Linked DNA regions of Homo sapiens: region 2 is linked to region 1. The links are chromatin loops, found by intact Hi-C in ENCODE. Cell type or tissue: lower leg skin. All regions are shown on one strand. Each heading gives the region's core, and the rest is flanking DNA. Links, peaks and the distances in the headings are about the cores only.

Region 1 (8,331 bases), core at 30-8,029:
AAATGTTCCAGGATACCATAGTGCATATGAAAATTAAATGTAAATGCCTAGAATTCAGTCCCTGTTGACAGCTGAATTCCAGCGATGGTTGCAAAGTATCTAGATCTTGGCTCCACAAAGCAGGTGCTCTGAACAGACTATTAATTGCAGTAAGAATAATGCTCTATGATTACAATGGAAGCAAGATACAGTGTACGTTTAACAAATGGAAACACACCATCTACTTGGGCTGTTTATTCATTCCAGGACCAAAACAGCTACTGAAATTTCTGAGTTTCTAATTTAGAAAATCTTAAATAGGGAGAGAAAGGTTTGGACAAGCCTGGCTAACAGTTTTCAAAAACTCATTAGTCCTGTAAAATTTCAATTTATCCTCTCAAATTTGCAAGGCTTCCAGCGCATTTACCAATAATACCCTTTCTTTTCAAGTTATCCTCACCTCCATCTGCAGTTCCCCATATCATTAAACTGAACACGGGAATGTGACCGCAGAAAACCATTCAGCATTCCCTGTCAATAATTACTATTAAAAGAAGAGAAAGAGGAGAGGTGGAAGAGATTAAAGTTCCCTGGTGGACTGGCTTCCCTCTTCAGCCAGATTTCTGTGAAATTCAGAGAATATTTCTGCATTTATAACACAAATATCAGCTTATCAACAACTATTCATTGGACCCTTGTTACGGGCAAGGCTTTGCGGCTGCCTCCACGAAGGTGAGAACGTACATATATTTCCCTTGTGATACACAATTCACATAATCACGCGTAGGATAATTCAACTAACACGCAGGCCTGCGTCCGAAGCATCTCTCGGGTGTTAACACGACCCTGGCCCACAGCGGTTGGCAAGGTGAGTATCCCGCAGTGGGCCACGCGGGCTCCTCTGATGAGGAAGATGGAATACATGGACAGTGTGCAGACACAGGCCAGGGAGTGGCGGGAGCATCATCCAGAAGCGGGACCGTTTGCAACCACCTCGCATATCGCTTTCTGGAGCGAAAGGTGGCCCAGTGGCCCCTTCACCCTGCAGACAGGCCACTGGAGTGGCTTTGTCCTGCTGGTCCTGGCTCCAGTCCTGGGCCTGCCTGTGGCTATCTGCATCAGAGCTCAGAGTGTGATGGCTTCACTCTACCCCCATTATCAAATTTAACTCCCCCAAAGGCTGCAGCATCCCCTGGCCCCCTGGCGAGGCTGAGCCTCAGCCCTAACTTTGGGGTCGGGGTCTGGAGTCTGTGGGGTGCTGTGCCCTGGCCCCATGCCTCAGGCTGCCTCACTTAGCTGGCTCTGCTGGAAGTCGCCCGGAGCCAGCCATGGACGGTGCAGAGCCCACCGCCCGCTTCCCTCCCACACATTGACCGGGTTGCTGGAGCAGTATCTCTGGACTGCGGATCTGGTCTCCTCGTTGCTCCGCTTACACATGGCCGATGGTTCCCTTTAGGAGGGATGGGTGCCTGAAAGAGCCGGGGGAGGCATTCTGGGCAGAGGGAGCCCTCAGGAATGGATGGCGTCAGGCTGGTGACCGTTTCAGAAGCCCGGCAAGGCGGACCCCTGGGTTCCACTTCACAAACCCCGCTTTTGAGATTCAGAGAGCACAGGCAACGGCCTGTGGGTAAAAGCTGTGCGAGTAAAAGCTAGAAACTAAACAGAGGACTCTCTGATCAGAGCCCAGGCCGTCTAGGATTAGCATGATGCCCACTAACCCACTTAGTTCACGGGGTTGGCAGGAAGCAGCCTCGGGCAGCATGGAGAGGGCTGAACAGGTCCTGTTGGCCAGGCATGCGTGAGGCTGGCGGCACAGAGGCTCAGGGCAGGAAGCCAGAGGGCCCCAGGATGAGCCACTGCATGGCCGACGACTCTTCTCCTCCATTGAATAGAATCGGGCGTTCAATTCAACGCCTTGTGTGTAATCTGTGGGAACATATATAGGTTCTCACCTTAGTGGAGCCAGCCGCAAAGCCTTGCACGTAACAAGTGTCCAGTAAATATTTGTTGATGAACTGATATGAGTGTTATAAATGCAGAAATATTCTTCAAACTTTACAGAAGTTCGGCTTCTGGGAAGCCAATCTGCCAGAAGTTTTAATCTCTTCTACCTCTCCTCTTTTTCTTTTGCTCTTTTTCTTTTGATAGTGAGCCTTTCTGGCTCACTTCTCAGCTGGGAGTCGCCCCAGGACACAGTGTAGGTCCAAGAAACCTAAGCAGAAGTCAGCTGAATGGGGTTTTTCCAGAAAAGCTTTCACTCTTCTGATCAAGAGATAGGATTGGCTTCCAGGCCTGGTGCCCTCGTTCTTTTCTCTTTCTGAGGGAGCGTGAATGCAATGGCTGGGTCTGCAGCAGCCATCCTGTGGTCACGTGGGGAGCAGCGTGAGAACAACCCACACACTAATGCCTGTGGGGGTGTCCGTGAGGTGCTGAGTCATCCCCAGCAACCCCCTCGCTCTGGACTTCGAGTTATGTGAGAAAAACAAACTCCGACTGAAGCTATGATATGGGGTTTCCATTCTTTGTAGTCAAATGCAAACTTTACTGATAGAACAAGGGCCTCGGATAAAAGGACATAAGGACACTGGGTGCCTTGGGCAGCACTGGAGACATACTTCTACTTCATCACAGCACAGGGCCAGCTCCCTCTTTAAGCACTGTTCAAAGCTTCCTTAAAGTGGTCCCAAGACCAGAAGCAGCTGTACCAGCCGCCTGGGATCTTGTCAGACTTACAGAGTCCCAGCCCCACCCAGACCTGGAGAACTGGAATCTGCATCTGACGCATGGCCAGGGCCCTGTGCCGATGTCACAGCACTAAGTCCAGTGCAGACCAGCGGTTTTAAATCCTGGCCTCACACTGATCAACACGTGGGCTGCCCTTGGACATTCTGATCCGATGGGCCTGCAGAGAGGTGGGCCAAGTTTCCTGCGGGAACCCTTCCCTCTAAGCTGTGAGGTGTACCTTTAACTGTTAGGTTAATTCTGGACCCAACTCCGCAGTCCCATTGGGTCATCACAGCTGACTAGCCTAGGGCTTAGGAGGCTGACCCTTCAGACTTGACCCCCACGTGGAGCTGTTGGGGTGACCGCGCCACGGGAGAGTTTTGCTGTGATTCTGTGTCCCCCCAAAAGGAAGGGCTCAGCAGTGGCCTGGGTGCCCAGACCTGCGTGCGGGGACAGCCTCCTGAGCCTGTGGAACTGGAACAGGAGAGAGACGTTATTTAAAATACAACCGTGAGTCGCAACCTGGTGCCGTGTGGGACCGAACGGAAAAGAGGTTGAGCCTCACGTGCTAAAATGACATCCCAGGGAGGCCGGCGGCTCCGGGTCAGCACAGAAGGGCGGGCCCGGGTCAGCGTGCGGCCGGCTCCCGCAGAGATCGCACCCCGCGTGGGGCGTCACAGCCACTGCTTCGGCCTCACATGGACGCCCACATTTTATTCCAAGATCCGAGTGTGACCGGGCAATGGGCCCACCCGGGACCCGCAGCCCCGCAGCACGGTGAGAAGCCACGGCCGCACGCTGCCCCGCGGGGCTCATCGGGTGCTGACTGTGGCCGAAATTCTGGCGGTCTGGAGGCAGCGTTGCCTTTACAGTTGGCGAGGAGCCATCGTGCCGGCCAGGGGACATGCCTGGGGGTGGCAGAGGCCGTCCCTGCGCAGTGCTCGCCCTGGGCCCCGAGGATGGGCCCCGCTCCCAGGGCCGGGTCTTCCCTCCCAGGGCGGCGCCTCGGTCCCCCGCGGTTCATTCCATGTCGCGGCGCAGGGCCTGGATCGAACGGGCTCTGCAGCCAGAGTGAGGGCTCACCCCGGACACGCCTGCAGGAACCATCCTGGCACCGACAGCCGAGGTCACAGGCTTCCCTGCGGCGCGACGGCTGCGCACCTGGGAGGGGAGGAGCTGCCCTCCGCCCTGGCCGGTGCTCGACGCCTCCGGAGCCCACGCGCCCTCCACCCCCACGAGAGCCTTGGGGTCGGGGTCACTGAGGGCTGCACGTGGGCTGCAGGGGCATCTGCTTTCGGGGCTGGCCCAGGGCTCGGAGCTCTGCCCCAGAGTCCCGGTCCCCAGAAAGCCTGGGGAGGGGACTCAGGAGCGTCTGCTGACTTCCCTCTGCTCCGCCGGCCTCCGTGGCTTCGTGCGGAGACACATGCGTGAGCGCTCGTGAAGAAGCAAGGCCGCTGCGAGACTCGGGGACTTACCTAAGAAGGGACTGTCAAAAGCGGACCGACCCCTGCTAGCTCGCCACTGGATCGGAACTCGGCCTCGAAGCCAGGCCCGGCGCAGGCCACAGCACAGCCCGAGAAACGGCTGCCCACCCGGCAGGCTCCTTCCCCTCACCTGTGGCTTCAGGAAGCCTGGCGTTCGTGTTGCCAGAGGACTTATTCTGCCACATCTTAAACCCTGTCTCTACTTAAAAACAAAAAACAAAACAAAAAAAAAACCCCAAAAAATTAGCAGGGTGTGGTGGCTCATCCCTGTAGTCCCAGCTACTTGGGAGGCTGAGGCAGGAGAATCGCTTGAACTTGGGGGGCGGAGGTTGCAGTGAGCTGAGATTGTGCCATTGCACTCCAGCCAGGGCAACAAGAGCGAAACTCCGTCTAAAAAAAAAAGAAAAAGCCATGGAGGAAGTTGCCCCACTGGGTAAGGAATCCTGTGGCTGGTGCCTCATCCTGAAGGACCAAGTAACGGGTTATATTCGCATCAGTGAATTGAGTATTCCAGAAGTGTCTCTGCAACACGTAGCCTTCTGCGGATGGAATTCCAACACATCAAGAGAAAAGCTCCATCTCTCTAATTACAAAAGCATGGGAAACACGAGTAATATCAAACACACAATTATTTAAATGCTTGTGAAATAGAGAATTTTTTTTCTTTTTTTTTTTTTTTCTGAGATGGAGTCTCACCCTGTGACCCAGGCTGGAGTGCAGTGGTGTGATCGCAGCTCACGGCAACCTCTGCTCCCGAGTTCAAGCAATTCTCCTGCCTCAGCCTCCTGAGTAGCTGGGATTACAGGCTCGGCTAATTTTTGTATTGAATATTTTCTAATATAATAATAATTAAGCCAGCCTTGCAAACATATGTCAAATGTTTCATCTGTGTCTGTGAAGTTTAGAAAAGCTAGGATTTTCTGATGTCAGGGAGTATGCATTAATAAAATAATTAAGCTCAGCATTATTTTCTACTTAAAAAGTTTAACTTGTTATTCTGGACAATTGGACATTTGCTGAGCTAAGTGCACCTCCTCTTAGACAGTTGATTGTTACTTCAAATAGTCACTCTTTCTTGTCCACACAGCTTATAATAAAGTAGAAATTTCGATTAAATATTATAATGAAGGTTAAAATAATTAAAAGTAGTTCTGAACAATTTTGCAAGATAAAGATTGGGAGTTAAGAAGCTTTTTTGAAGTGAACTTTTATCAAAAGGCAGGAAATACCCCCTTTCTGCAAGACCTTCTGATGCCCATGTTCTCCTTCTGGTTCCTTCAAAGATGAGCTATCTGGGTGTGGTGATGCTTTTTGCCCCTGTGGTTACAAATATTATTTCCATGCATTTATTACTTTTATGTGGCTTATAATTATTCATTTAACACTCCCAGAGCCAATCGAGTTAGATTCCATCAGCCACACACTGTGGGCAAATTGAGCTTTGACTTGGCCAATCCTTTAGTATTTGTGGTTGCGATCAGATCGATCCTGGAGCAATAGGCATCGATCCCTAAGGCAGGCAGCAAACACGTGTGGTCTGTCTCACACACACACTTTTCAGCTGGTGTACCGATGCCTACGTATGGAGGGCACCACGTGCACTCGTGAATTTGCTGTGCACCCACCAGGACAAGGTCTGAGCCCACTGACAATGGTTGGTTTGTGCCAAGTTGACACCCGAGCCCAGGGAGGACGTGAGGACACGAACTCCTCTGTCAGGTCCCCTTTTCAGGGCTTTTGAGAAAATCTTCAGTTTGCCTTCAGCTAAATACTAAGTCTAGCCATGATTTTCAGTTTTTCAGAGACAACTGAGTGTTTCTAAAACTAAGACTAATTCAGGCCAGTGGAAGGAAAAGGTTATTGGGTTCAGAGCTTGGTCTCAGGGACCATCCTTGAAAATAACCACATTATTGTTGTAATTTAAAACTTGGTCTACAGCTACTCTTCAGCAGACGGTGATGGAGGTGGCAGTGTCAAGGTTAAAACATAAATTGAAAGAACAGAGTAACCAAGCCATGAGATAACTTCTCAGTGAGAGACGGCAACGCACACGTGAATACATACACAGGGTCTTTAGGCAAGGAATTCGTGCCGAATGAATGAGGTGGGGGATTCATTAACTTCAACAACAGGTTAGATTTTATTTTCAGATCCTATAACATGTTCTGAGATGAGAATATGTTTAGAGTTTTGCTTGGGAAAAACTAATTACTTACAAATATTTATTAATAAAAGTTCATTTGCCCAAATTACCTACAGTCCCGAATTAACATCTGAGGTTTATGCACTCTATTTCTCAATAATAAATAAAGATCTAGTAGTTTCTTGGGTGAAATTATAGGCTGATTATTCAACTTACTACTCAGCATGTGTCTATAATGGCCAATAATAACTGCATTGTTTATCTTTAGAAGAATATGCTTTAACAGTACCCAGCTCTTGAATTACCAGTAGGATTTTTAAGAATCCCAAATATAAAGGGTCTGGGTTGCAAAATTTTTCTTGATGGTTCCAAACCTAACATTTTAAGTAGGCTGAAGCTGTGCAGTTCCACAGACCTGTCAGCTGTATTTCATGGTGGAGTGTGATGCTCTGTTACTAAAAATCACAAAGAAAAACAAACAAGGGTGAGAGGCTTATGTGCAAAATCTTCCTTAAATGATCTCAATGTGTGGGGAAGTCTTTCTACACTTTCTAATTGTGTATTCATGAGACTGTCACCATTTGACATGGAAAATGTTTTTCCAGGCCTGCTTGTTCTGCTGCAGCAGCGGCGTGACGGGGGGCAGGCATGTTTCTTCTGGGTAAATTGAGGTCACAACGGGAGCTGTTCTTAAACCGTCCTTGATACGGCAAAGAGAAAAAAAATCAAATAACAGAAACATTAAAAGACCTTGTCAGTTATAAAAATGATTTTGTCATTTAGATATTTTATCCCTATTTGTAAAAAGGTATTGGCATTAAAATTCAGATGTTCTTTAATTAAGCTAGAAGGAACACAAAATGGAATTAGTCATACCTAAAATAACCACGAGGAATGAAGGAAATAATTTACACTTTTCTGTAAAAATTCTAGTTTATAGATCATTCTGTAATTTAAAATAGGTGCATCATACCAACTTAGAAAGTATGGGGGAAGGGTTACCCATTTCCCATGTTCACAAATAATCACATTTGGAACGACTGTAATCAAACATTTATTTCCACATGTTTGAATCATATACAGTGAACGATTCATACCAATATGAACAAGTTCTTGCATCTTTCACTGCAGGGCGTGGCCTATGCATCATTTGTTTTGTTTTTCATTTACTGATGTAAAGAACTTTGGACAGAACAGAATACAAACATAATCTGACACCGTGACATCTCTTCTTCCTCTTATCTTACCAGCTTTCTGATTTTCCCACAGGGTTTTCCAAGCTCCGCGAAAGGCCAGTATTCGCTAGGAATGGTCTGTCCAAATGACAATCTATGATACTTCCAATGAAAACAGGCCAAAGATGCAGACGGTGGTAGAAATCAGGACAGTAACACCAATGTTCATAGTTTAGGCTCTCTGATATTCTACTAAGGAACAACAAGAAAAAAAACCACATTGTTTTCAATTGCATACTCTTTTGAATATATAGTGCTGTAATAAGGGGCTGTGCGTGTACTTGTGTGCAGGACTCATGGAAAAATCAAATATGTTTCTAACACCTCTTATCTAACAGAATATGCAGTAAGCATCAGTTCACAGCTTGATTTTATTTTACCAAGTATAGTTGCATTTTTAACATCAATAAGTTCAATGGCTTTTTCTTATAAAAGATACAAACACATTTTTCATGATCCAAAAATGATTCCATGTAGTTTCTTTAGCAAATTTATTTGTAATTGATTTTTCATATCTATGGGAGAATATTTTTAGGTAATAACTCATATTTTCTCTCTCTATATAAATACCATCAATTTTTTTCATGATTATTTTTGGGTAAAGAGAAAGATGTACATTAGTGGTAGTTCTTTAAAAAAAAAAACATGGAATTTTACAACTGAAAAGGATTTGAATGTCATCAAATTCTACCCTCTTCCTACAGATGGGAAAGCAGATTTTACATGGCACAGGAGGAATGAGAACCCTCTCCAAGTAGGGCCCTCT
Region 2 (8,331 bases), core at 128-8,127, 79 kb after region 1:
ACGGGGCGGCAGGTGCGACGTCCCAGCGGCTCCCTCCTTGCTCCTTTTAATCGCATTAGATCATTCTTTGAGAGTTTTGTGACATGGGGGCGTACTAGTTTGATATTCATGTATGAATCAGATCAAAAGGAAGGAAAATATTTTGTAGCATACAAAGATTTAGCAAACACAAGGCTGAACAGTTCCGTTAGACACATTCATGTCTGTGTGCCTATATCCAGTCTATATCCAAATCAATAATCCATACCCGTATCTATATCACCTCCACGTCTCTCTCTGCCTCTGTCTCTATACCTATCTGTGTCATGTGAAGACATTATTTAGGCTGGTATTATTTTTAGGAGCCCTGACTCCTCTGTGGCACACTCCTTGCTAAGATTCGCAGTCTGTGTGTCTCACACACCTTTCTTTTAGAGATCTCAGTTGACTGTTCTGTTCTATTGGAATTCCCAGTTGACTATTCTATTCTATTGGAATGAGAGATTTTTCTTCCCAGCTTCTGCTTCCCTGGACATCCGTGACCACAGGAGACGGTTTCTGGCATCATCTAAGCAGCATGGTTCTGCTCTTTTGAACAGGGATTCTATGAACAGTGATTCTCCTTGTGAACATTTTTAAGAAACAGAAATGGAATTAATAACAATGAGTTAGGTTATTATGTTAAGGCTTTAGCTCACGGCTATACAAAATAAAGCAGAAATCTGTGTATCGTTTGTATTCTTTCATTGTGTCTGTCAGGTTGACATGTAACCTTCCTTCCCCATGTCTCCCTCCTGTTGTTGTCAGCCGGCATCACCTGTACGTACATATCATGTATGTGTGGAATCACGTGTGCGGCCTTCTTTGTGTTTGGCTTTTGTGCTACATGCTTTAGGGAGTCACCTTCGTGGTCACACATGTCACTGCTTGCTCCTTTTTATTCCTGAGTCTTTTTTTTTTTTTTTTTTTTTGACAGAGTCTCGCTCTGTCGCCCAGGGTGGAATGCAGGGGCACGATCTTGGATCATTACACGTTCCGCTTCCCGGGCTCAAGCCACCCTCCCGCCTCAGCCTCCTGAGTAGATGGGACCACAGGTGCACACCACCACGCCTGGCTAATTTTAATGCCTTTTGTAGAGAAGTGGTTTTGCCACGTTGCCCAGACTGGTCTCCAACTCTGGGCCTCAAGTGATCCGCCTGCCTTGGCCCCGCTAAGCGCTGGGATTACAGGCGTGAGCCATGACACCTGGCTGCTGAGTCATTTTTGATTCTTTTTCCATTTATCCTGCGGCCTCCTTTTTCTGAGGTATGGGGGCTGAGGTCTAGTTTAAAGGATGAAGGGGTTATAGGATAAACAAAGGAGTTTTAGAAACAACAAAATCCCCCATTGCCACTATTTGCTAAAGTGACGGTGACCATCATGTAACTGACCTTGGTCCCCCCCCACCCCAACGTCTCCACTCCACTCCCCTCCTCTCTATCATGGTCTTTCTACCCCACTGCTCTGCGCATTCTCAGCACCTGCCTGCCGATAACTGGTGTCGAGTTAAAGAAGACCAAGAATTCCAGGAAATCAAAATCCCTGTGCTTCTTTAGAGATATTCACACGTCAATGCTCAAATTCACATGGAAAAGAAAGAGACTTAGAAGAGCCAAAATCAGCTTGAAAAAGAAGAACAAAATTGAAGGGTCGCTCTTCCTGATTTCAAAATGTTCTAGGAAGTACAGTCGTCATGGCAGCATGGCTCTGGTGTAAGGAAGACTTGGACCAATGGGATAAAATTTAGAGCCCCCGGTAAACCCTTGTATACATGGTCAATTGATTTTTGACAAGAATGCCAAGAAAACTCAATTGACCATTTCTACAAATTCTGCTGGGACAACTGAATATCCACATGAAGAGAATGATCTCAGACTCCTACCTCACACATACACACACATTAACTTACAATGGATCACAGACCTACGTGTGAGACCAAAACTCTGAAACTCTTAGAAGAAAACACAGGAGCAAATACGAGTTATGACCTTGAGTTAGTCAATGGTTTCTTAGCACATGGAAAACACAAGCAACAAAAGGAAAAAATAGATAAATTAGACTTCATCAAAATGAGAGATTTTGTGCTGAAACAATACCATCAAGAGAGTGAAAAGACAACTCAAAGAATGGAAAGAGTATTTGCAAATCATAGGCACCTAAATTCAGAATATGTAAAGGACTCTCACAACTCAGTAAGAAAAATATTACAAAAGGACTCTCACAACTCAGTAATAAAAACCAAATAACCCAACTTTACACATGGGCAAAGGATTTACATAGACGTTCCTCCAAAGATTTATGGATGGCCAATACACATGTAGGTTTAGGAAACGTTTAATACGGCTAAAGATCCACGAGGTTCCTGGTTTACGAATGCCACGGTGATCTCTGGAAGTCGCACAGTGGGCGCGCATCACCGTGCTGGATCACGGAACCTTTTGCTCGGAGTATCCTCAGCAGTGACTGCCCTGTGGAGGCTTCCCTGGAACACGGACAGAGGCCTTAGCCTGTTCTAGCTGCAGGAACCAAGTACTGGAGACTGAGTAATTTATAAACAATGGAATGTTACTGCTCACAGTTCTGGAGGCGCCAGTGGATTCAGTGCCTGGACTGTTCCTCGTGAGTGGCCTTTCAAGGTGTCCTCACGTGGCCAAAGGGGGCACAGGAACATGCTCCAGCCTGTTTTATAAGGGCACAAATCCCATTCACGTTGGTGCAGCCCTCATGATTTAATCACTCCTCAAAGCCCCCACCCTGAACACTGTCACTTCAGGTACGAGGCTGTCACATCGGGATTCTGGGGCGTCAGCAACATGCAGACCGGAGCAATAGAGTTTTTATTCCACACGAGAGTATACAGAAGCCTGGGGGATGAAAATGCGTTTTCTGCGCTTGCTCACCTAATGAGGGGTGGACAGACCACGTCCCACTCTCTCCAGCTGTATTCATCATCGGCATTCACCCATGCTTCCGTGGCCCACATCTCTGCTTTCTGGTAATCATGACAGGCTTATCCCGGGCTGTACAAAGCAGGAACAATCTAAACAAAGCATGGATTTTCTCAGGAGCATCTTCAGAGATGATTTATCTGAGTTTTGCCCTCTTCCTTTCTACGACTTAACCAGTAGCAAAACTGAGCACCTTCTGCTGGACTAAATTTGCCCAGCTCTGGCGTCATTTCCAACCCCCTGCCTTTATTAAGAGGCATGATCAACACAGCAGGAAGCCACGGAGAGCTCCAGCGGAAACACACAGTAGCAAGAGCTGTGATGTGGACAAGTTCCTGGCCCAGTGTGGCGTATCATTGGTTTCCAGGGCCAACGTCCCCCCCCAGGGGCCGACAGGCTCTGAGCATTTGCTGTGCAATCTCCGCCTGTCTTGGAAACCAGTGGCCTCAGAGCCCCTGCTCACCCGGCTTCATACCTGAGCATGGAACTCACTGGAAAATGTGGCAATGCCTAACAAAGCCGTGGCTCTTGAGTGTGACTTGGGCAAGAGCTGCTTCCAGGTTCTCAGAATGACACCTCCAAGATGGGCACCAAGCTGGTTCCCCACGGTGCCCACATCCTGAAGTGTCCCAGATCACACAGCAGCGGCGGATTTGAGTCACCCCAGGCCTCTGCAGACAGGCGCAAGAAATAAGGTGGCATATCATGATGTCACTTCTGTGTTTTTGGATAGTTTTGCTCCTACAGGGGTATGAAGAGGAGAATGTGAAGCTTTTAACAAATTCTTGTGGCAGAAACACCTTTTGTGTGTTTGACAGCTAGAAATCTTTCTTTCTCTTTTTTCTTCTTTCTCTCTCTCTTTTTTTTTTTTTTTTTTTTTGTGATGGAGTCTCGCTCTTTTGCCCGGGCTGGAGTGCAGTGGCACATTTCTTGGCTCACTGTAACCTCTGCCTCGCAGGTTCAAATGATTTTCTTGTCTCAGCCTCCTGAGTAGCTGGGACTATAGGCGTGAGCCATCACACCTGACAAAGTTTTGTATTTTTAGTAGAGAAGGGGTTTCATCATGTTGGCCAGGCAGGTTTGAACTTCTGACCTCAAGTGATCCGCTCCCCTCAGGCTACCAAAGGGCTGGGATTATAGGTGTGAGCCACCGTGCCTGGCAATTTCCGGTTTTAGTGAAGCTAGATGCTCTCAGGGTGTTGCTTTCATTGTGTTAATGAGATCTCATTTTTGCTTTTGGAGATGGCCCAGATGAAAGCTGCCCGCTGCCCTTTCATGTCTGCAGACCCTCGGAATTGGGTGTCTGCACCCTGCTCCCACCTTTGAGGGCCAGAGTCCTGCCCTCCCCTGCCCGTGCTCCCATTCCTGAAGGACCGTGGAAAAACACGAGAGAGGGCGAGAGCTGGCCGAGCCCCGATCCCACCTCCTTTCCCTCAGCTGCCCCCATGGCAGCGTGGAGCAACCATCGCCACCATCTAATTCTAGAACCTTCTCATGGCCCCACATGAAACCCGCACCCCTCAGCAGTCCCTCACTCCCCTCCCTGCTTCCAGACCTGGTAAGCCGCTCCTCCATGTCTGTCTCGCGGATTTACGGGCTCTGGACTTCAAGTAAATGGAGTCGCGCCCGAGGCAGCGTCTCGTGCTGGCTTCTCTCCCGGAGCGCCGTGTTCTCACGGCTCACCCGCGGTGCAGAGCGCCCCAGGCCGCCCTTTCTTTTCTTGGCTGAATATGCTGTTCCCGGCTGTGGGTCTTTTCTTGGCTGAATGCCGTTCCGGGCTGTGCGCACTCCGCGCTGGGCCTGCATTCACCAGCCCACGCACATCGGGGTTGCTTCCGCGTTTTGGCTGTTTGGAGAACGCTGCTGTGAGCTTTCCCGTGCAGGCCTTCGGGTGGCAAGCCTTCCTTCGACCTGGGCACACATCGAGGGGTGGGAGTGCTGGGCCGCGGCGGCTCCGCGTGTGGCTTCCCGAGGGCAGCCAGGCTGCTTTCCACGGTGGCCTCCGGGTGTGCCCTCCCCTGCTCGTGGAAACTGGCTGGGCTCGTCTGGCTGGCGGTGAGGCCGACTTTGCAGGCTGTGTTTCTGTAGCCAGCAGCTGTGACGAGCACGGGCTCTGGGAGTCCCGTGAGGCCTGGATTTTAGACAATCCTCAGGTGCGCGCAAGTAAAAAGAAGGTGCAGTGCGCTCTTCCACGCCTGACGATACATTTTCCTACTAGCTCTAATTTCACGTAAATGATTGCACAAGATATTTCATGCACACTGAAACGCACGATACAGCACAGAGCCAGGGACACATTGAAAGAAACGAGCCTCAGCAGCGCAGGGGAGGGCTGCCCTCCCTCCTGGGTCTCAGCGCACTTGCCCTCCTTTCTCACTGTGCGCGGTACCAGGTGTGCGACCGCGTGGCTTCACGCCCTCTTGCGTCTTTGCTAACCCTGTGGGGATGGCCCAGGCGGTCCGAGCCGGTGCCCTCGGCCTCAGCTCGGTGTCTCAGCCGCCGTCTCAGGGCGTCTCCAGCATCTTCCTCACCGGCTGCTTCCAATTCCAGGAAACCTGCTCCTCCTCCCGGATTTCCTGGGCCGACGCCCGTGTCCCTGTGGGTTCCTGTCCTTCCTCAGAACATGAGCATCGAGCCAGGAGCAAAGCCCCGCGCTGTGGCTCAGGTGCAGCTGTGGGGATCAGTTTCCACCAGTGAGGGGCATGAAAAGGCCACGTGAAAATTCTCCCTCCTTGGAGCAAACGGCGTCCAGGGCCCCGGATTTTCACCCCCTCCCCAGGGTGGAAAGGAGGCATCTGCAACAGCTTCAACCACGAAGACGAGGACAGGACCTGGGACCAAAACCACAAGGTGGAGAGCGGGCCCGGCCCACCTGCAGTCTCGCCTGTTGCTTGCGGATGGCGTGAACCGCTAGCCTCTGGGAGCTTCTCCGCTTGGGGGCCTCTTTGTTCTAGAAGCTTAGTCTTTATCCTAATACCCCGGCTCGGTGAGTTGAACTTCCATCCACTCGGATGCTGAATTAGGGTCCGGATGGACCCCTGATCCCTCGCTCCACCTCGTCACCCACCCAACCCTTTTCACCTAAGTGACCCTTTTGGGCCCTGAGCTCTGACGGAGGGTGAGGCCAAAATGCTGGCTTGCAGATGTTTGGTTTGGCTCTCATGCTTTGTCCAGATATGTTTTACAGGTCCTGTCCCCAGGTAGGCACGATGTTTGGACAACAGACACCTGTGGCACTGGACTAAGGCTGCCCAGGGGCAGGGGGCGGAGCGCTGCACACCTGAGCGTGGCAGCTGTGACTGCCACGGCACCGACTCTTACCAGCTGTGCGGCTCTGGGCTAGTGCCTCGACCGGCCAGCTGTCAGAGGTGGTTCACAGATAGTCGTTCCTATCTTATAGCACCACGGTGAAGGTTGCAAGAGTTCATCCGTGTGAGGATTCTGAAGGGCGGCCACAGGGAGGACAGTAAGTGATGGTTTCATCTGCGTCCTGCCCTGGGTCGTTGACTACTCATGCTTCCCTCTCACCCTTGCCCCTGCCCACATTAGGCCGCCATCCTGCAGGGGCAGGTGCTTAACCTTCACCGTGGCATCCAAGGCTCGTGCCCAAGGCCTCTCTGACCCCTTTCTTGCTGCCTTTGGCCTCCACTCTGCCCCAGCCCAGAAGCCCTGACATGCCCTGCGACATCTAAGTTTTTTCCACTGTGTTTAAATACTTGCAAAGATATAATTCCCATTATATTGAGATACATATTGATCTTTTAAAGTTAAACTTCTACAATACCTTTAAAATCTATCATATGGAATCTAAATACTATAGTAATTTGATACATGCTAGCTATTGTCCACTGAAAAATACATACTCAGGCGCCTCTCGACAGCTGGAAGGTTAATATTGTTTTTTCCTTTTAAACATGTATTTCTGTTTCTCTCCCCAATAGAAACGTACCCCAGTGCTATGTAGATATTATGTTTGAAGTTTGTTGTCCATTATCTTACACTTCTCTGCCAGAAAAATATGCATGTAGCTAAAATTAAAATAATCGTAAAAGTTTTATGTCCTTAAGGCTCTAATTTTTTTCTGGTATTAATATAATTATCATTAGTGCATAGTTAATCAAAAATAAAGAGATTAAAAAATTTGATCAATAATTATTAATAATCTTAATAATTATTAAACATGATCAGAAGAATGTTTATTAATGGGATGGATACAGCTTTTCCCTCCTACTTAGTTATATATTTGTGGATAAATATTCCTCATTGCTAGAATGGGATAGTGTTTTATCTGCAAACCTACTCCTGTTTTCTGTGTTTATAGATGCAAATACTGAGAAATATAAGTGAATAGAAATGGAAGGAACTTCATTGTACAAACAGCACTCAATGCTTTGATCTCCTTCTGAGTTACACGCCATGAGTTACACGCCAATGATCACACGATGGTCTATCACCAAAAGGATTTCTGATGATGGATCAGCCCAGGACTCAGGTAGGTGCTCCCTCCACCTTGTTGGATGCATTTGTCTTGTAAAAGCTCGCTGTCATGAGCCCCCGTGGCTCACAGGTTTGTGGATCTGATGGCACTGTTGCCATTCTCCCGCTGCTTCCTGAAGTCGGCTGTCACCCAGCGCCAGTGTGTGCGAGACTCGGAGGGGAGGGTAGGCGGGGGGTTCACCGTCACAGGCACGTTCTCAAGCCAACTGGCGTGAGGCAGGAGCAGAGTGGAAGCTGAGGACCTGGGCACTGATCACCCCAAGGCCATCCGTGGCACAAACCCTTTGAGAGTTGCGGGCTTTCCCCTGCTGCCCTTGCACTGAAGGGCCCCGGTTTGTCTCACTCCCGAACTTGCTTTGTTCGGGAGCTTCGTCTGTGGGGTCCTTCACTACTTGCCATCTGTCAAGCACCTTCCCTCTGCTGACGGGTGACCCTGCCATGCAGAAACCCCTTTGCTAAAGTGACCTGACCCTGCATGAGAAACCCACAGAATATGGAGTCTTGTGAAGATGTTTCGCCAGTCAAAAAAAGTGGCTGCAGGTAGCCACCTTTCCACATCCTGGAACTCTACGAGCCCATTCATTCATTCATTCTTTCCTCATCTGTTTATTCCGGAAACATTCATCAACAACTACTATGCATCAGGCATGCAGCCGTGGGCAAGAATGACAAAGAAAACATGGTTTTTATCCCTAAAGAGTTCAAAGTCTAGAGACAGGTAGGTGCAAATGTCTGTAACAGCAGTTTTGTGTCACTGGCAAGACAGTGACAGGTGTGGGTGTGGGTGGAGTTCTCAGCTCCACCAGGATGGAAAGGGAGACTGGATGGTGTTTCCTGGAAGAGGTACTCTCCTGGATGAGCCCTGAAG

What was found. Peaks named below come from ENCODE experiments on the same cell type or tissue, not always from the same donor. Only the 100,000 strongest peaks of a DNase experiment are listed, where the experiment ranks them.
Region 2: a loop joins it to region 1, with 11 times the contacts of the local background. A loop is called at or near these places in 2 of 110 quality-filtered maps.

Annotation. Positions count from the first base shown.
Region 1 is chr18:79,001,715-79,010,045 of GRCh38, reverse strand. It overlaps LOC105372225 (a long non-coding RNA gene), which reads left to right. Exons shown (of 3, transcript XR_001753514.2): 3 at 8,270-8,331. Among named protein-coding and RNA genes, the nearest start is that of SALL3, 26 kb to the right of the region's middle. RefSeq lists an enhancer at 1,938-3,137. In lower leg skin, for the core only: no CTCF peak of the experiment used is centred there; no DNase peak of the experiment used is centred there.
Region 2 is chr18:78,922,414-78,930,744 of GRCh38, reverse strand. It overlaps LOC105372224 (a long non-coding RNA gene), which reads left to right and starts at 3,372. Exons shown (of 4, transcript XR_935678.3): 1 at 3,372-3,661; 2 at 5,517-5,952; 3 at 7,288-7,458. RefSeq lists an enhancer at 3,157-4,356. In lower leg skin, for the core only: no CTCF peak of the experiment used is centred there; DNase peaks (open chromatin) are centred at 3,474, 4,294 and 5,874.